Linked DNA regions of Homo sapiens: region 1 is linked to region 2. A link is a loop called in an ENCODE intact Hi-C map of the cell type or tissue named here. Cell type or tissue: heart right ventricle. All regions are shown on one strand. Links, peaks and the distances in the headings refer to the core of each region. The heading gives the core; the rest is flanking DNA. Region 1 overlaps LGALS3BP (galectin 3 binding protein). Region 2 holds the start of LOC124904068 (a long non-coding RNA gene).

Region 1 (9,461 bases), core at 897-8,896, 100 kb before region 2:
CCAGGAGCCTTCCAGAGTGAATGAGGCAGCCACAAATCCCTCACTTTCAGATGAAGACACTGACCCCAGAGAGTGGCAGTGCCCCGGCTCCTAACGCAGCCCACTTCCCTCCCGCCCCTTCTTAGAAACCAGGAGCACCCACACCCTGGACCTCTCCAGGGAGCTCTCGGAGGCCCTTGGCCAGATCTTTGACAGCCAGCGGGGCTGCGACCTGTCCATCAGCGTGAATGTGCAGGGCGAGGACGCCCTGGGCTTCTGTGGCCACACGGTCATCCTGACTGCCAACCTGGAGGCCCAGGCCCTGTGGAAGGAGCCGGGCAGCAATGTCACCATGAGTGTGGATGCTGAGTGTGTGCCCATGGTCAGGGACCTTCTCAGGTGAGCCGTCTCGTCCTCAGGCTCTGGGGCCGCCAGGGGCTTTGTCCTCCTCCCCTCTTCAAAAGCACAGCCCCCCACACACACACCTGCACATACTCATGCATGCACATGTACACACGCAGTCACACATGCACTCACGCAGTTGCACACACACGCATGCTCACTCCCACACTGTGTGCACTCAGGTGGCTGTGTTGGACAGTTGGGCCCAGGGCTCCCCTGCTGTCCTGTGGGGCCGGCATCTGCTCTCCTTCTTTCTCCCCAGGTACTTCTACTCCCGAAGGATTGACATCACCCTGTCGTCAGTCAAGTGCTTCCACAAGCTGGCCTCTGCCTATGGGGCCAGGCAGCTGCAGGGCTACTGCGCAAGCCTCTTTGCCATCCTCCTCCCCCAGGACCCCTCGTTCCAGATGCCCCTGGACCTGTATGCCTATGCAGTGGCCACAGGGGACGCCCTGCTGGAGAAGCTCTGCCTACAGTTCCTGGCCTGGAACTTCGAGGCCTTGACGCAGGCCGAGGCCTGGCCCAGTGTCCCCACAGACCTGCTCCAACTGCTGCTGCCCAGGAGCGACCTGGCGGTGCCCAGCGAGCTGGCCCTACTGAAGGCCGTGGACACCTGGAGCTGGGGGGAGCGTGCCTCCCATGAGGAGGTGGAGGGCTTGGTGGAGAAGATCCGCTTCCCCATGATGCTCCCTGAGGAGCTCTTTGAGCTGCAGTTCAACCTGTCCCTGTACTGGAGCCACGAGGCCCTGTTCCAGAAGAAGACTCTGCAGGCCCTGGAATTCCACACTGTGCCCTTCCAGTTGCTGGCCCGGTACAAAGGCCTGAACCTCACCGAGGATACCTACAAGCCCCGGATTTACACCTCGCCCACCTGGAGTGCCTTTGTGACAGACAGTTCCTGGAGTGCACGGAAGTCACAACTGGTCTATCAGTCCAGACGGGGGCCTTTGGTCAAATATTCTTCTGATTACTTCCAAGCCCCCTCTGACTACAGATACTACCCCTACCAGTCCTTCCAGACTCCACAACACCCCAGCTTCCTCTTCCAGGACAAGAGGGTGTCCTGGTCCCTGGTCTACCTCCCCACCATCCAGAGCTGCTGGAACTACGGCTTCTCCTGCTCCTCGGACGAGCTCCCTGTCCTGGGCCTCACCAAGTCTGGCGGCTCAGATCGCACCATTGCCTACGAAAACAAAGCCCTGATGCTCTGCGAAGGGCTCTTCGTGGCAGACGTCACCGATTTCGAGGGCTGGAAGGCTGCGATTCCCAGTGCCCTGGACACCAACAGCTCGAAGAGCACCTCCTCCTTCCCCTGCCCGGCAGGGCACTTCAACGGCTTCCGCACGGTCATCCGCCCCTTCTACCTGACCAACTCCTCAGGTGTGGACTAGACGGCGTGGCCCAAGGGTGGTGAGAACCGGAGAACCCCAGGACGCCCTCACTGCAGGCTCCCCTCCTCGGCTTCCTTCCTCTCTGCAATGACCTTCAACAACCGGCCACCAGATGTCGCCCTACTCACCTGAGCGCTCAGCTTCAAGAAATTACTGGAAGGCTTCCACTAGGGTCCACCAGGAGTTCTCCCACCACCTCACCAGTTTCCAGGTGGTAAGCACCAGGACGCCCTCGAGGTTGCTCTGGGATCCCCCCACAGCCCCTGGTCAGTCTGCCCTTGTCACTGGTCTGAGGTCATTAAAATTACATTGAGGTTCCTACATTTGTTTGTACAGAAAGTGTTGTTGGGTCCACACCGTGTTTAGACATCAGGTGTGCCAGGCTCTGGGGGACAGGTCATGAGGCAGAGTCCCTGTCCTTGTGAAGCTACAGGCTAACGGGGAAGACAGGGAACAGGAAGCACACCTCCCAGCCCGGAGCAATGACACAGTGGGACACGAGCAGGAGGGTGCGTGCCACTGCATGCGTGCACGTGGGTGTGTGATTGCATGTGCACAGGCGTGTGTGTGCTCATGAAAGTCTGGCTGTGACGGGTGCCCTCACCCCTTATCTGGGTAGGTGTGCTCTTAAAATTTTATTTACTTTTGAGACAGAATCTTGTTCTGTCGCCCAGGCTGGAGCTCAGTGGTGTGATCTTGGCTCACTGCAACCTCCACCTCCCGGTTTCAAGTGCTTCTCCCGCCTCAGCCTCCTGAGTAGCTGGGACTACAGGCACCTGCCATCGTACCTGGCTAACTTTTGTATTTTTGTAGAGACAGGGTTTCACCATGTGGGCCAGGCTGGTCTTGAACTCTTGACCTCAGGGGATCCACCCACCTCAGCCTCCCAAAGTGCTGGGATTACAGGCGTGAGCCACCGTGCCTGGCCTATGGGTGGGTGTGCTTTTGCCAGCACTACCTCCTGCTCACGTCCGACCGGAAGGAGAGGGTGCTGAGGTGGCAAGGTCAGGGCTGCACCTCCGGCGGGGCGATCGGGTCTCTGGAAGACGTGACCGGGCTGGGTCATGGAGAGCAGCAGACAGCAGACTGTGGAAGCTGGGAGGAGGGAGAACGAACAGCAGGAGTTAGGAACCTTCGCTCTGGAAATCCTGGTCCACAGGGACAGGGGACAGAGATTCTCATCTCAGCCTTGTAAGAGTGAAGAATTGGAAACGACGTCAATACCCACCAACAGGTGCTTGACTACAAATAAAAGGCACCTCCCCTGGGCTGAGTGAGGCGGGTAGAGGTGCGCTGGAAGATCCTGGGAACCACAGAGTCTCAGGGGAGGCTGGGGGACCCATTGGATGCCGGGGGGACATCCGTGACAATGCCACAGCAGGTTCTGGGCACAGAACGTCGCTCACCACCAACAGGAATTCAAAACTGCCCCTGCTTCTCCATGGCCCGTTGCAGGCACAGAGTCCCCAGGGAGGCACCTGCTGGGCCGAGCTCAGGCTGGCACCTGCCGCTGTGCCACGGTCTGGGAGGACAACAGTGTGGCCTCTGGAACAGGAGGTGGCACAGGGGCTCCCCTAATGGGAGGGAGGTTCAGGTGCTGAACAGCCAAGATGGCAGCAGACGCCCCACCCACCCTCTCCCCACAGGTGCCACAAGGAACAAAAGCAGTCTCACAAAACCTCCTGCCTGTGAAGGCAGCTGCTCCCTGTACTGGATGGAGGCCTCTGCTCCCCCAACCCCCCCACCTCCAGATCCTGCGTCCAGCCCAGGTCCACCATCCTGGCAGGACATCCCCTCCTCCACATGTTTTTTGTTTGTTTTGAGACAGTGTCTTACTCTGTCGCCCAGGCTGGAGTGCAGTGGCACGATCTTGGCTCACTGCACACTCTGCTTCCTGGGCCCAAGTGATTCTCCCGCCTCAGCCTCTGGGACTACAAAGTACTTGGGACTATAGATGTGCGCCAGCAGGCCTGGCTAATTTTTTTTTCTTTTTTTGTATTTTTAGTAGAGTCGGGGTTTTGCCATGTTGCCCAGGCTGGTCTCGAACTCCTGGGCTCAAGCAATTTGCTCGCCTTAGCCTCCCAGAGTTCTGGGATTGCAGGGATGAGCCACTCTGCCCGGCCTATCTCCTCCACCTCTATTTTGATCCTATTGACATTTTAGCAACCGAGGGGCCACGTCGCCACGGACCACTGCCAAGACCAGTGTTGGGGACAAACCACAATGAGATCAGGAGGAAGAAGGAAAAGCGATGTCACGGTAGAGGCGTGGCAGACATGGCAAAGACCAGAATCACAGCCTCCATTTCTCGAGTCAGTCCCAGGACCACAGCAGCTCTCTTCTCTCCCGCTCCGTGCTCCCTGGCATCTCACGGCCAGGGAAGGTAACTGGAGTCTTCCTTCCAGGGAACTCTGAGCCCCGTGGGTCCTGCCTGCAAGGGAGGCCATAGCCCTGTGTGGGGCTGGGAGATGCAGGAGTTTGAGAAGTCACTGGAGTTCTTCCGTGCTGCTTGCAGTTTTGAGCGGCAGCCCTGTTCCCCCGGGACAGTCAGGACCGACCATCCCAGCCTCCGAAACACTCCTCCCTTCTTCACCTGTTCACCCACAGGCACCGTGGTCCCAGAGGCGAATCCCCATCTTCACTGCCAATTTGAAGGAACGTGGAGATGTCTCATCGTGGAAACGTTCCTCTCTTGGGTGCAAAACCCCTGTGTCGGCTTGGTGTGGTGGCTCACACCTGTAATCCCAGCACTTTGGGAGGCCAAGGAGGACGGATCACGAGGTCAAGAGATCGAGACCATCCTGGCCAACATGGTGAAAACCCCCCCACCCCGATACAAAAATTAGCTGGCGTGATGACACGCACCTGTAATCCCAGCTACTCAAGAGGCTGAGGCAGGAGAATTGCTTGAACCCGGGAGGTAGAGGTTGCAGTGAACCGAAATCATGCCACTGCACTCCAGCCTGGTGACAGAGCAAGACTCTGTCTCAAAAAAAACAAAACAAAACAAAAAACAAACAAAAAAACAGAACCCAGGTTTCAGGACTAGAAGCAGAACCTTTGCACTAGGTGATGGGCGCCCTGCTCAGGGCCCCATGGCTCACTGCTGTGCATTCTGAACAAGGAGAAATGCAGATGGGCTCCTTGAGCTGGTGCGTCCACAGGTGGAGGGCAGCATTTTCTTGTCTACAGGGAGGGAGGAAAGGATGATTTGGGGGACCTGGAGGCAGGGACTTCCGGGGCTGTCTCATCTGCCGCCCAGCACGTCCGCAGAGCCAGGCTCTTGCATTTTTCCCTTCACTGGCCTCCTGAGCCTGAGGTTTCATCCCAGCCTTCCTGTTTCGTGAGCCCTTGAATGTGTGATAGGTGACACATGTGACCATGAGCCCACGGCCTGACTGCAGCTCCTGAGTCACCTGCATGTCTGTGGGTGGCCAACAGGGTGGGAAAGGTGTTGAGTCAGTGAAGGGCTGGTGGCACTGAGGGCCGTGTAGGATGGGGGCATTCAGATCTAGAGTAAGTGTCGATTCCTGGGGAGCAAGCGGCTGCCTCCTCCGATGGAAGGGGTCGGCTGCAAGCCACGGCCTTCAGGAAGCCGGAGCTCCCCATGGGCATCGAGGCGCCGAGCGAAGGCCCAGGAGCGCCAGGTCCGCTCCCATCAGCCTTGGTGACATGGCAGTGGTGAGCCCGTGCAAAGCCTCCCTCCCCACAGGCCACCTCTCAGCAGAGGAGGCCCTGGAGGCTGTAGAGGTGCAGAGTGACACTCTGTGACACCTGTCCCCACACCCCGGGGTAGGCACCCCAGCATAGGACTGCAGTGGGGCCTTTCAGGGAACAGTCAGGGGACAGAAGCATCCTCATCTCTGTGGCCATCCCAAGACGCCGGTCCCTGCTCTCTTCCCAAAGCTCACGGCTACTCATTCTTCCATCCTCCTCCCTCCAGCCCTGGCATCTCTGATCAAACCCTGAGCTGCTTCCACAGGTCACGTGGCCAAGGCCGGCTTCCCTCCATCCACACGGAAACTGAGATTGGCCACTCCGGGTTCTGCCCAAAGCGAGGTCCCCTTTCTGCTGGGCAACAGGCCACTCCCACCTGGAATTAGCCCGCAGTGCAATCTGAAACAGGCTTGCGTTTCTCCCACCTCCGTCACCTCCGTCACCTCCGTCACCGGTATTAGGGAATGCACCATAAGGCCCTGGGGGAAGCCCCAGGTGCCCTGGGTGGAGGGTGGGGCAGCCTTGGCACAGATGAAAATCACCCATGTCTCCAGAGACTGCCCGCGCTCCTGAGGGCCACGTCCACCTGTGTCCTTCCAGCTCATGGAGGGCAGCTCATGACCCATGCTCGAATGTTTGGGCCAAAGCTGGTTGTGCTGGAAGGAGTGAATCTCCCTGCCAAAGAGGGCCCTGCTCAGCTCCAAACCGCTGGATGCTCCTGGGTGGTCCTCCCAGCGGGCCTGCCGCGGGCCCCTCACGCCCATCAGCATAGCTTCCTGCATCTCAAGCCCCACGTCCTGGCCTAACGGATCTTAAGGTCACAGGCAAGGCAGCTGCACCAGCAGACAGTGGCCTCGTGCTCTGACACCAGACTTGGGTCTCTAGTAAAGAGGCAGGAGCCACTCCCCAAGTAAGGCATGTGTCCCCTCAAAAGTCCACAGAGATCTAGCCAAGGTTGGGCCCGTTTCTAAGGCACCAAGGGGTACACACATAGGGCACCCACTGGGGTTCACTTTGGTCCAGTGTGATGACTGTAGCATCATGAGTTGGCAGGAAGCAGAACGAGACAGCCGGTGTACTCCTGAGGCAGGACACGTGTGTGTGCATGTGTGTGCACGCATGTGTGTGTGTGGACGCAGGAGAGACAGACCGAGATAGGGAGAGGGGGAGGGAGCTGCCGTCAGCCACTGCTGCATCCACGTGCGGGGTGTGCTCATTTACTCCAATCAGCCACATCTGAAACAGTGGCAGCGCCGTCTTCATCTGGTGTAACTCACGAGAAGCTACTCACCAAGTCCTCGGGACAGCTGCCGAACCCCTGCCCTGGAGCTCGGTCGCCGGGTTCACGGCCAAGAGCCTCTTTGGGGAAGGCCAGGAAGCGGATTCTTGGTACTGTAAGTCCTTGTCATTTTATTACAGGGTCCTTTCTGTAAGAGATTTGACCACCCTTCCTTCCAAGGGGCTCTGGGTGATCCAGGAAATGGGTGAGAGGCTACGACTCTGTCGTGATGGCACAAGGTGCCTCTGTTCACCAGATCTGGAGCTTTTCTTTCTTTCTTTCTTTCTTTTTTTTGAGGTGGAGTCTCACTCTGTCCCCCAGGCTGGAGTGCAGTGGCACAATCTCAGCTCACTGCAAGCTCCACCTCCTGGATTCAAGCGACTCTCCTGCCTCAGCTTCCCGAGTAGCTGGGACTACCAGCACGCACCACCACGCCCGGCTAATTTTTTGTATTTTTAGTAGAGACGGTGTTTCACCATGTTGACCAGGCTGGTTTTGAACTCCTGACCTCAGGTGATCCACCTGCCTCAGCCTCCCAGAGTGTTTGGGATTACAGGCATGAGCCACCGCGCCCATCCCGGATCTTGAGCTTTTCTAACACTACAGATCATGTGAGGGTTTTGCAAGCTCCCTGCCTGTTTTGGTCCTGTGCACCTCCACCTTATGGCCATCACGAAGCATTTCAATTGCAGCATCTCCAGAGGGCCTCTCTGACCTACACAGAGCAGCCGCAGGGAATTTTCTAGGAGACTGGTTCCTCCTTCCCTGCACATTTCCCTGGGCGGGCTTTTGGGGGAGGAGAGCTTCCTGGGTCTGTCCAGAGTCAAGGCCAGCAATTGACTGCACACGGCACACACTCCAGGGCACCTGGCTCCTCGATGCCTTGGATTCTTTTCTCTACAACACACTGAGGAATTCACGGGCCATCCGTGACTCCAGTTTTCAGTCAAGCAATTGAGAAGATAATTAGCACTGCTCCCAGCTGCTCAAGCTAGCGCACAAAGCCAGAATCTCTCATGCATGCACCTGTACTAGATATTTTTAGCTTCAGCTTCCTATCATGAAAGCCCAACATAGCAGGGACTCTATATGACATTTTTTGTTATTTTCTGACACATAAAAGGGAGAAGGCACCCTTTCTGGAGGTAGACTTCTTCCATTTGTACACCATTATTGTATGCCTGCCACCCTCAAGGCTACCCTCATGATCTACAATGGCTGCTGAGATTCCAGCCATCACTTCTGCCTTTCAGGCAGCAAGAAGAAGGTAGCAGAAAAGGACAAAACTTTTCTCAGTTGTCTATCCCGAGACTGAGCTCCTCTTTATTTTTATTTTTTTGAGACAGTGTCTCACTCTGTCACCCAGGCTGGAGTGCAATGGCGTGATCATAGTTCACTGCCGCCTTGACCTCCTGGGCTCAAGCGATCCTCCCACCTCAGCCTCCTGAGTAGCTGGGACCACAGGTATGTGCCACCATGCCCAGCTAATTTTTGAGTTTTTCTAGAGATGGGGTCTTGCTACTTTGCCCAGGCTGATCTCAAATGCCTCAGCTCAAGCAATCCTCCCGTATGGGCCTCCCAAAGTGCTGGGATTACAGGCGTGAGCCACAGCACCCTGCCTGCCAGTGAGATTTTTAAAAACCATTTTATTGGTATATTACACACACACATGTGGGAAGCGTAGAGCTTGGTTAATTGTTGTGTTACATGTAAACACTGCTGGCACCACCCCTCGGATAGAGATACCGAACCTTTCCCTCACCCCAGAAGGCTCTCTAGGTCAGAACCTCCACCATGGAACCACTAAATCTGATTTCTGTCGACACAGAGTAGTTGTTCCTGCTCTTGAACTTCATGTAAATGGAATCGTACCTGAGTACCCACTCCCTAGTGTCGTGTCAGGCTTTTTGGCTTCCATACAATGCCTATGAGATTCACGCACGTTGTTCTTTGTAGCTGAAGTGAACCCCGTTACGTGACTATACCACAGGTTATCAACCCAGTCTACAGGGGATGGGCATTTGGGTTGTTTTCAGAGGGTGGTTTTTGTTGTTGTTCTTGTTGTTATTTTGAGTAAAGCTCCTATGAACTTTTATTTTTTGAGACAGAATTTTGCTCTTGTTGCCCAGGCTGGAGTGCGGTGGCACGATCTTGCCTCACAGCAACCTCTGCCTCCTGGGTCCAAGAGATTCTCCTGCCTCAGCCTCCCAAGTAGCTGGGATTACAGGTGTGCACCAGCACGCCCAGCTAATTTTTGTATTTTTAGTAGACGGGGTTTTACCGTGAGACCAGGCTGGTCTCAAACTCCTGACCTCAGGTGATCCACCTGCCTCAGCCTCCCACAGTGCTGGGATTACAGGTGTGAGCCACTGTGCCTGGCCTTGTACTAATTTTTTTTTTTTTTTTTTTTTTTTTGAGATGGAGTCTTGCTCTGTCGCCCAGCCTGGAGTGCAGTGGCACGATCTCGGCTCACTGCAAGCTCCCAGGTTCACGCCATTCTGCCTCAGCCTCCCGAGTAGCTGGGACTACAGGCACTCGCAACCACGCCCAGCTAATTTTTTTTATTATTATTTTTAGTAGAGACGGGGTTTCACCATATTAACCAGGATGCTCTCGATTCCTGACCTCGTGATCCACCCACCTCGGCCTCCTAAAGTGCTGGGATTACAGGTGTGAGCCACTGCGCCCGGCCA
Region 2 (9,461 bases), core at 916-8,915:
CTCAGCTCACTGCAACCTCCACCTCGCAGGTTCAAGCGATTCTCCTGCCTCAGCCTCCCACATAGCTGGGATTACAGGCGCTTGCCACCATGCTCAGCTAATTTTTGTATTTTTAGTAGAAACAGGGTTTTGCTACGTTGGCCAGGCTGGTCTCAAACTCCTGACCTCAAGCGACCTGCCCACCTCAGCCTCCCAAAGTGCTGGGACTACAGCCATGAGCCCTGAGCCCAGCTGGAACGGTCTTTTCCTAACCCATGTATTTGCACTTCCTGGTCCTCTTGGGTGCTGGCTGTACCCCAGCTACAGGTTGTGCCGCCCAGGGTGTTCTGGATGGGAACGGAATTCACCAACTGTGTGGCCTCCCTCTGCTTACATGTCCTCCTCCTTGTCTTTCCAGATGTTCAAAGGGCCTGAGAAGGATATAGAGTTTATCTACACGGCCCCCTCCTCGGCAGTGTGTGGGGTCTCGCTGGACGTTGGAGGAAAGAAGGAATATCTCATTGCAGGTGTGTATGAGTGGGGCCATCAGCCGGAGGCTGGCACAGAAGTGGGGCTGTTCCTAGACGCGGTCCAGGGCTCGTTTCCCAGGCTCGGGGGGTGGGGAGGCGGAGTAGCTGAGGAACAGTGAGGCAGGGTACGGAGCCCTCTCGGCCACTTCCCGTCAGAGAATGCTAGTGAATGTTCACTACCTGCCAATTTCCTGGGAAATTTGAGATTGGTGGACAAAAAAAAGGGAGCATTTTTGCCTTTTGTTCCTAAAAGGGAGGCGAGTGCGGGATGCTGGAGACATGCAGGGCAGAGAAACCCTTTCTGCCGTCGGGAGGGCCAAAAGCTCGCGTAACATCTGTGGATACTATGCACGAGACCTGCTTGACTTATTCATTCATCTGTCTCCTTTTTTTATTGTGGTAAAATAATACGTAACAAAATGTAGCCATGTTAATTAACCATTTTCTTTCTTTCTTTCTTTCTTTCTTTCTTTTTTTTTGAGACAGAGTGTCGCTCTGTCGCCCAGGCTGGAGTGCAGTGGTGCGATCTTGGCTTACTGCAACCTCCACCTCCTGGGTTCAAGCGATTCTCCTGCCTCAGCCTCCCGAGTAGTTGGGATTACAGGCACACGCCACCACGCCCAGCTAATTTTTGTATTTTTAGTAGAGATGGGGTTCTACCGTGTTGGTCAGGCTGGTCTCGAACTCCTGACCTCAGGTGATCCACCCACCTCGGCCTCCCAAAGTGGCAGGATTACAGGCGCGAGCCACCGCGCCCGGCCAACCATTTTCAAGTGTACACTTCAGTGGCATTAGATACATTCGCTATTGTGCAACCATCACCACCATCTGTCTCCACATCTTCCCAAACCAAAACTCCGTCCCCGTTAAACACTAACTCCCCCTTCTCTCTTCCTCAGCCTTGGCCCACCTCCATTTTACTTTCTGTCTCTGTGGATTTGACTACTCCAGGGGCCTCACATGGGTGGAACCCTGCAGTGTTTGTCCTCTCTGTCTGGCTTATTTCAGTAGCATCATGTTTTCAAGGTTCGTTCACGTTACAGCATACATCAGAATTTCCTTACTCTTTTTTTTGTTTTTGAGACAGAGTCTCGCTCTATTTCCCAGGCTGGGGTGCAATGGCACTATCTCGGCTCACTGCAACCTCCGCTTCCCAGGTTCAAGCGATTCTCCTGCCTCAGCCTCTCAAGTAGCTGGGATTATAGGCACACGCCACCACACCTGGCTAATTTTTTTTTGTATTTTTAGTACAGACAGGGTTTCACCACGTTGACCAGGCTGGTCTCCAACTTCTGACCTCAGGTGATCCGCCCACCTCAGCCTCCCAAAGTGTTGGGATTACAGGCGTGAGCCACCACACCCGGCCCAAAATGTCCTTACTTTTTAAGGATGAATAATATTTCATTGTATGAATGTAGCACATTTTGTTTATTGTTGCATCTCTTTGTTTATAGTTTTTTGGTTTGTTTTTTTTTTTTTTGAGACAAAGTCTTGCTCTGTTTCCCAGGCTGGAGTGCGATCATGACTCACTGCAACCTCGATCTCCTGGGGTCAAGTGATCCTCTCGCCTCAGCCTCCCAAAGTGCTGAGATCAACTACAGGTGTGTGCCACCACACCCAGCTAATTTTTTTATTTTTTGGTAAAGAAGTCTCACCATGTTGCCCAGGCTGGTCTTGAACTCCGAGGCTCAAGCAATCCTCCTGCCTCAGCCTCCCAAAGTACTGGGATTATAGGCGTGAGCCACTGTGCCCAGCCTATATTTTTATTCCTAAGTAAAATTATTTTCCCTTACTTCCTTCTACGGCCTCCTCTGCTTGCCCAGCTAGGCTGAACCACAGGAGGCCAGGACAGGATTCTCAATCTCAGCACTATTAACATTTGGGGATGGACCATTCTTTGTTGTGGGGGCCTACCTTATGCATTATAGGATATTCAGCTGCATCCCTGGCCCCCACCCTCTACATGCCACAGCACCCGCTCCAGTCGCGGGGTCTCTGGACATTGCCACATGTGCCCAGGGGAGGTGGGGTAGATTGCCCCTGCTTGAGAACCACTGGGCTCAAAGAGCTTTCTGCAGTGATGGAAGCGGTCTCTGCACCATCCAGTCCAGCAGCCCCCAGCCTTGTGGCTCATGAGCACCCGAGATATGGCTAGTGCAGCCGAGGAGCTGCATTTTAAATTTTATTTCATTTCAAGTAATTTTAGTATAAATGTAAACAGCCACATGTGGCCGGCAGCCGCAGTCTAGCATGGCACTGACTCAGCCAGTTAAGGAACATTATTCCCCTCCTCCCTGGGGAAGTAGGAATCTGATCACAAACTTAAGAAAAAAAGAATAGACAAGGCCTGGTGCAGTGGCTCATGGCTGTAATCCCAGCAATGTAGGAGGCTGAGGCGGGCGGATTGCTTGAGGTCAGGAGTTCAAGACCAGCCTTGCCAACATGGTAAAACCCTGTCTGTACTAAAAATACAAAAATTAGCTGGGCGTGGTGGCAAGTGCCTGTAGTCCCAGCTACTCAGGAGGCTGAGGCATGAGAATCATTTGAACCCAGGAGGCAGAGATTGCAGCAAGCTGAGATCACGCCACTGTACTCCAGCCTGGGTGACTGAGCAAGACCCCATCTCACAAAAAAAAAAGAGAAAAGAAAGAAGAGACAAGACAATTCCCCTAGCCTGGTACTATAGTTTGTTCCAAAAGGCAACTGTAATCATAAACATATACTCCAAATCCAAATATCCATGATTGGGGGATTTTCTTCTGGTTTAGGTGACATGTACTTTTTTCCCTTCTAAAAATCAATGTGTGCTTAGTGAGCACCTGTTAGGTGCCCAGCCCCGTGTTAGAGACAATGGGAGATTCCCACGGTGAGATCCTTGGCTCTGGTCATCATGGAGCACACAGATGTTCCGAATGGGGAGACTGGAAAAGAAAGAAAATAGATTTTGCTTGTGGAGAATTGTGAATAGTAAGTGAATGCTTAGAAGGTGCAAAAGGGGCCGGGCGAGGTGGCTCACGCCTGTAATCCTAGCACTTTGGGAGGCCGAGACGGGCAGATCATGAGGTCAGGAGATTGAGACCATCCTGGCTAACACAGTGAAACCCCGTTTCCACTGAAAATACAAAAAAAAAATTAGCCGGGCGTGGTGGCGGGCGCCTGTAGTCCCAGCTACTCAAGAGGCTGAGGCAGGAGAATGGCGTGAACCCGGGAGGCGGAACTTGTAGTGAGCCGAGATCGTGCCACTGCACTCCAGTCTGGGCGACAGAGTGAGACTCCATCTCAAAAAAAAAAAAAAAAAAAGAAGGTACAAAAGGAAGAGAGACTCTCACAGGTCCAAGGGTCTAGACAGACTTGCTGCTGGAAGAAGGTGGTGTCCTTGCCTATGGATGGGGAGGAGGTCATTGCAGGGAGGAAGATGCAGGGCTGTGAGTTGGGCAGGGAAGACTCCTGTTATCTCCCCTTGGGTAAGATCTTCCCTCCCTTCCTTAACATGCTCACAGCTCCTGCTTTGCTGGGTATCTCGGTCATCAAGACTTCTATCCCTCTCCTTGGGGATAATAGGAGACTTCCCCCCCTTTTAAGATGCATTTCTGGACTTCCTAAAATGTTTTATTATGAGCACTTTTCTTATTCTCATTCCAAGACAGAGTCTCCCTCTGTTGCCCAGGCTGGAATGCAGTGGTGTGATCTTGGCTCACAGCAACCTCTGCCTCCTGGGCAATTCTCGTGCCTCAGCCACCCAAGTAGCTGGGATTACAGATGTGTGCCCCCATACCTGGCTAATTTTTGTATTTTTAGTAGATACGGGGTTTCACCATGTTGGCCAGGCTGGTCTTGAACTCCTGACTTCAGGTGATCTGCCCGCCTAGGCCTTCCAAAGTGCTGGGATTACAGGCGTGAGCCACCGCGCCCGGCCTACAATTCAGTGGTTTTAGTATGTCACAGAGTTCTGCAACCATCACTACAGTCAAAAAGAAATCCTGTATTCTTGAGCTATTACCCTCCTGACTCCCCTCCCCCTCCCCCAGCCCTAAGCAGCCACTGGTATACTTCCCGTCTCTATAGATTTCTCTATGCTGGGCTTTCCTGGGAACGGAATCATACGTGTGACCCTGTGTAACCGGCTTCTTTCGTGTTTCCAAGGGTCATCCATGTTACAGTGTGTATCAGAATTTCATTCCTTTCTATGACTGAGTATTCCACTGTATGGATAGACCACGTTTTGTTTATCCGGTCATCATTTGATGTGCATTTGGGTTGTTGCCACCGTTTGGCCATTGTGACAAATACTGCAATGAACATTGGTGTGTGAGATTTTGCAGGGACCTGTTCTCATTTTTCCTGGGTGTATCCCTGGCAGTGGAATTGGTGGGGTCGGGGGTGGGGAGGGGTTGGGTGACTTTAGGTTTAACCATTTGAGGAGCTGGCAGACCGTTTTCCAAAGCAGCTGCACCATTTTACACGCCCAGTATTATCTATGATTTTTACAATAAGAAAAAAAAAATCAAATGGAGAAGGGTAGAGGGACAAAAACCACCTGTGGTGCAAAGATCTTACCAGCTAACTAATGCCCTCAAAAAAAACACAGAGGAGGCAGGAGAGCTGGGGTGGCCGCACAGCACGCACGGTGGCGCGTGGCAGAGGCATGGTCTGCAGTGTGGCATTCGGGGGCTGCTGCAGCTGTGCACAGAACAGAGCACGGGAGGAAATTTCCCAGCGTGTCAGCATCTGCTGTGTCTCCTTTTCAGTTCTTTCCTGTATTAAACCTTTAAAATTATGGCATTTATTACGTTTGTCATCAGAAAAATAAAATCTGGAGAGACAAGAAAGGAGACAGAATCCCCCGTGGTGCAGGGAACTTACTTCCAGTTTTCTGCATCCTGTTTGTTCCTATCCACAGGGAACAGCCTTTAAAGTAAGTCCCAGCCGTCCCAGCTCAGTTTCGTCACACTGCCCTCTAGGGGCTTTCTGGCCAAACTGCAGCGCTGCGGAAGGACTCTTGGGTGCAAAAGTGACCTTGGTCTGAGCCAGCACCGGTGTCCAAACATACCCAGCTGAATCCTCGCCCATGCTGAAGCTCTCTGTTTGTTTTTGTTTTTGTTCGAGATGGAGTCTCTCTCTGTTGCCCAGGCTGGAGTGCAGTGGCACAATCTCGGGTCACTGCAATCTCTGCCTCCCGGGTTCAAGCAGTTCTCCTGCCTCAGCCTCCCAAGTAGCTGGGATTACAGGTGCCCAACACCACGCCCAGCTAATTTTTTTTTTTTTTTTTTGAGACAGAGTTTCTGTCTTGTTGCCCAGGCTGGAGTGCAATGGCGTGGTCTCAACTCACCACAACCTCTGCCTCCCGGGTTCAAGTGATTCTCCTGCCTCAGCCTTCCGAGTAGCAGGGATTACAGGCATGTGCCACCACGCCTGGCTAATTTTGTATTTTTAGTAGAGACGGGATTTCTCTGTGTTGGCCAGGCTGGTCTCGAACTCCTGACCTCAGGTGATCCGCCCACCTCGGCCTCCCAAAGTGCTGGGATTACAGGTGTGAGCCACCGCACCTGGGCGGCATTAAGTACATTCACAGTGTTGTGTAACTATCACTATCTATTTCTAGAAGTTTTTCATCATCCCAAACTGAAACTCTCTCCCCATTAACCAATAATTCCCTGTTCCTCTGTTTGCCCAGCCCCTGACAACCACCTTTCTACTTCGTCTCCATGAATTTGCCCATTCTAGACACCTCGTACAGGTAGAGTCATACCTCCTTCCATAGCTGAAGCATTGCACTTAGCATAATGTCCTCAAGTTCATCCATGTTGTAGCATGGGTCAGATTTTATTTTATTTTATTTATTTATGAGACGGAGGCAACAAAGCCCAGGCTGGAGTGCAGTGGCGCGATCTTGGCTCACTGCAACTTCCGCCCCCCAGGTTCAAGCAATTTTCCTGCCTCAGCCTCCTGAGTAGCTGAGGTTACAGGCATGCACCACCACGCCCAGCTAATTTTTGTATTTTTTTAGTAGAGACGGGGTTTCATCATGTTGGTCAGGCTGGTCTTGAACTCCTGACCTCAGGTGATCCGCCTGCCTTGGCTTCCCAAAGTGCTGAGATTACAGGCTTGAACCACTGCACCCGGCTGGTAGATTTTATTTCTTTTTATGTGCATACATTTTAAAGTTTCCAAAATATGTAATACTCTTCTAAGTTGAATTCTATATATGTTTTCAAATTGTTAACATTTCCATTAACTTTTTAACTCAGATACTACTTAGTATCTCAAGGAGGAGGCACGAGGTTTTGATGAGGACACAGAACTAAAGGTGCCAAGTGCAAACAGTTTATTGCATAAAGAAAATAAGGAAATGGGCTGACCATAGTGGCTCACACCTGTAATCCTAGCATTTTGGGAGGCTGAGGCAGGAGGATGGCTTCAGGTTAGGAGTTCAAGATCAGCCTGGACGATATAGCAAGACCCTATCTCTACAAAACAGGAAGGGAGGAAGGAAGGAAGGAAGGAAGGGAGGGAGGAAGGGGGAGGGAGGCATGGAGGAAGGGAGGAAGGGAAGGAGGGAGGGAGTGAAGGGAGTCAGGGAGAGAGGGAGAGAGGCAGGGAAGAAAGGAGGGAGGGAAGAAGAAGGAAGGAAGGAAGGAAAGAAGAGATGAGCTGGGTGTGGTCATGTGCACCTGTAGTCCTAGCTACTTGGGAGGCTGAGGCAGGAAGATCTCTTGAGCTCAGGCATTTGAGGCTGCAGTGAGCTAGGACTGCACCACTGCACTCTAGCCCAGGTGGCAGGGCGGGACCCTGTCTCTGTTTTAGAAGAGAAAAAGATAACGACTAAGTGTCATGAAAAGATGTGAAGAAATACAATGAGATGCCCGAGTGAAGGCTCTGAAAACACCTGCTCGAGTTCGAATGTGTGCTCTGACACCTGACTCGTTAATGTCCTTGGCCAAGTAACTTTACCTGTCTGTGCCTCCCATGCCGATCCGTACATGGGGGATGATGACAGTAGTATCTGCCCCACGAGGGGTTGTTGAGAGGATGAAAGTGGGAGTAGGAGACCAGAAATGATGATCACAGAGATGCTGGTTATCTTGGTCAGGCCCCACTCAAGGGTAGCTGATAATTTTATGTCTTACACTGGAGATGACAGTGACCCATACACGCAGCACAGCACTGCATGAAAAGCTGGTGAGTCGATACAGAGAGTCATACTGAAGGTCTAAGGAGGGCTAGGGTAGCCTGTAGCAGAATGAGCGTGAAGGCTCTGCTGAAAGGGCATTGCTCCCTGGACCTGTGGCGGGATCCTCGGTAGAAAGCTGACATTGAAAGATTTTGAAGAGCTTTAGTTAAAAAGTTAAAAACAGCCCAGCGCAGTGGCTGACGCCTGTGATCCCAGCACTTTGAGAGGCTGAGGCGAGTGGATCATGAGGTCAGGAGATTGAGACCATCCTGGCTAACACAGTGAAATCCCGTCTCTACTAAAAATACAAAAAATTAGCCAGGCATGGTGGCGGGCGCCTGCAGTCCCAGCTACTTGGGAGGCTGGGGCAGGAGAATCACTTGAACCCGGGAGGCGGAAGTTGCAGTGAGCCAAGATTGTGCCACTGCACTCTAGCCTGGGCGACAGAGCAAGACTGTCCCCCCACCCAAAAAAAATAAATAAAAAATAAAAATAAACCAATGTTGGCAAGGCTATGGAGTAAAGGGAACGCTTAGGAACGCTTATGCGCTGTTGGTGGGAATGTAAACGAGTTCACCCACTGTGGGGCACACTTTGTAGATTTCTCAAAGAACTGAGAAAGCAACTAGCATTTGACCCAGCAATCCCACTGCTGGGTGTATACCCAAAGGAAAATAAATCGTTCAACGGCACTGCGCCCGTATGTTCATTACCGCACTATCTGCAATAGCAAAGACACAGAATCAACCCAAGTGCTCATCAATGGTGACTTGGATAAAGAAATGTGGTGTATATATACTACGGAATACTACGCAGCCGTGAAAAGGAGGGAAATCATGTCCTTTGCAGCCACATGAGTGCAGCTGGAAACCATTATCCTAAGGGAACTAGTGCAAAAACAGAAAACCAAATACCACATGTTCTCACTTAAAAGTGGGAGCTAAACATTGGGTACACATGGTCATAAAAATGTGAACAAGAGACACTGGGGAATACAAGGAGGTGGGAGGGAGGAAGCAGGATAAGGGCTGAAAAAATTCTACCTATTGGGCGCTATGCCCACTACCTGGGCGATGGATCCGTTCATATGCCAAACCTCAGGGACACACAATATACCCATGTAACAAATCTGCACATGGACTTCCTGTTTCTAAAAATCAACAAAGATTGTGAGACCTGCCCAGTGGCCAGCTGGCTGTGTATCTTCTCCACCAATGAGGCTGCATTACTTCATCCTCCTCTCCCTGGGAGGGGGAGCAGGGGTGAAGCTGTTAATGGCCACAGTGGCTGACTCACCTCATGGCGAGAGGAACCTCTCTCATCTGACTTCTTTCCCAGCCTTGGTCAGATGACTCCACATTGAATCTGGCATTTATTTCCCGAGGCAGGAACCTAGATCCAGTTTGCCTCGAGTCAGGATAGACCCTTTATCCAGGGGCTAACCAGAAATCACAGGGCACAGTGAACCACTCAGCTCTGGCTGGCTGTGGCCAGTGAGTGACCGCATGGCCTGAGCGGGCCACCTCCTCCTGGACCGATGACTCAGTCTCACGTGTCGAGTCGGGCACCAGGAGACTCATACAGAGTTGGCCCTGTAATTTTCTTCTACATTCCTCTTCTCCAAAAGGAAAAATAAACATACAACCCTTCGTTACAAATTTTAATTCCCGGTTTTCTGTAACCCAGACTCATGCCTCGCTTTTCTCGGAGACAGACATAAGTAGAACATCGCTGCAGATGCTCACGGTGTGTACACCCAACCAAGTCTTAATCAGACCAGA

What was found. Peaks named below come from ENCODE experiments on the same cell type or tissue, not always from the same donor. Only the 100,000 strongest peaks of a DNase experiment are listed, where the experiment ranks them.
Region 1: a loop joins it to region 2, with 5 times the contacts of the local background. A loop is called at or near these places in 103 of 110 quality-filtered maps.

Annotation. Positions count from the first base shown.
Region 1 is chr17:78,963,887-78,973,347 of GRCh38, reverse strand. LGALS3BP (galectin 3 binding protein) reads left to right here. Exons shown (of 6, transcript NM_005567.4): 5 at 126-378; 6 at 644-2,093. The coding sequence ends at 1,772. Among named protein-coding and RNA genes, the nearest start is that of LGALS3BP, 11 kb to the left of the region's middle. In heart right ventricle, for the core only: CTCF peaks have their summits at 1,675 and 1,888 (motif pointing right); a DNase peak (open chromatin) is centred at 1,887; H3K27ac peaks cover 590 bases.
Region 2 is chr17:78,861,943-78,871,403 of GRCh38, reverse strand. TIMP2 (TIMP metallopeptidase inhibitor 2) reads left to right here. Exons shown (of 5, transcript NM_003255.5): 3 at 398-506. LOC124904068 (a long non-coding RNA gene) reads right to left here and starts at 9,179. Exons shown (of 2, transcript XR_007065924.1): 1 at 8,977-9,179; 2 at 3,174-3,430. RefSeq lists a silencer at 7,251-7,451 and an enhancer at 8,803-9,097. In heart right ventricle, for the core only: CTCF peaks have their summits at 5,280 and 5,479 (motif pointing left); DNase peaks (open chromatin) are centred at 5,483 and 8,903; H3K4me3 peaks cover 452 bases; H3K27ac peaks cover 1,379 bases.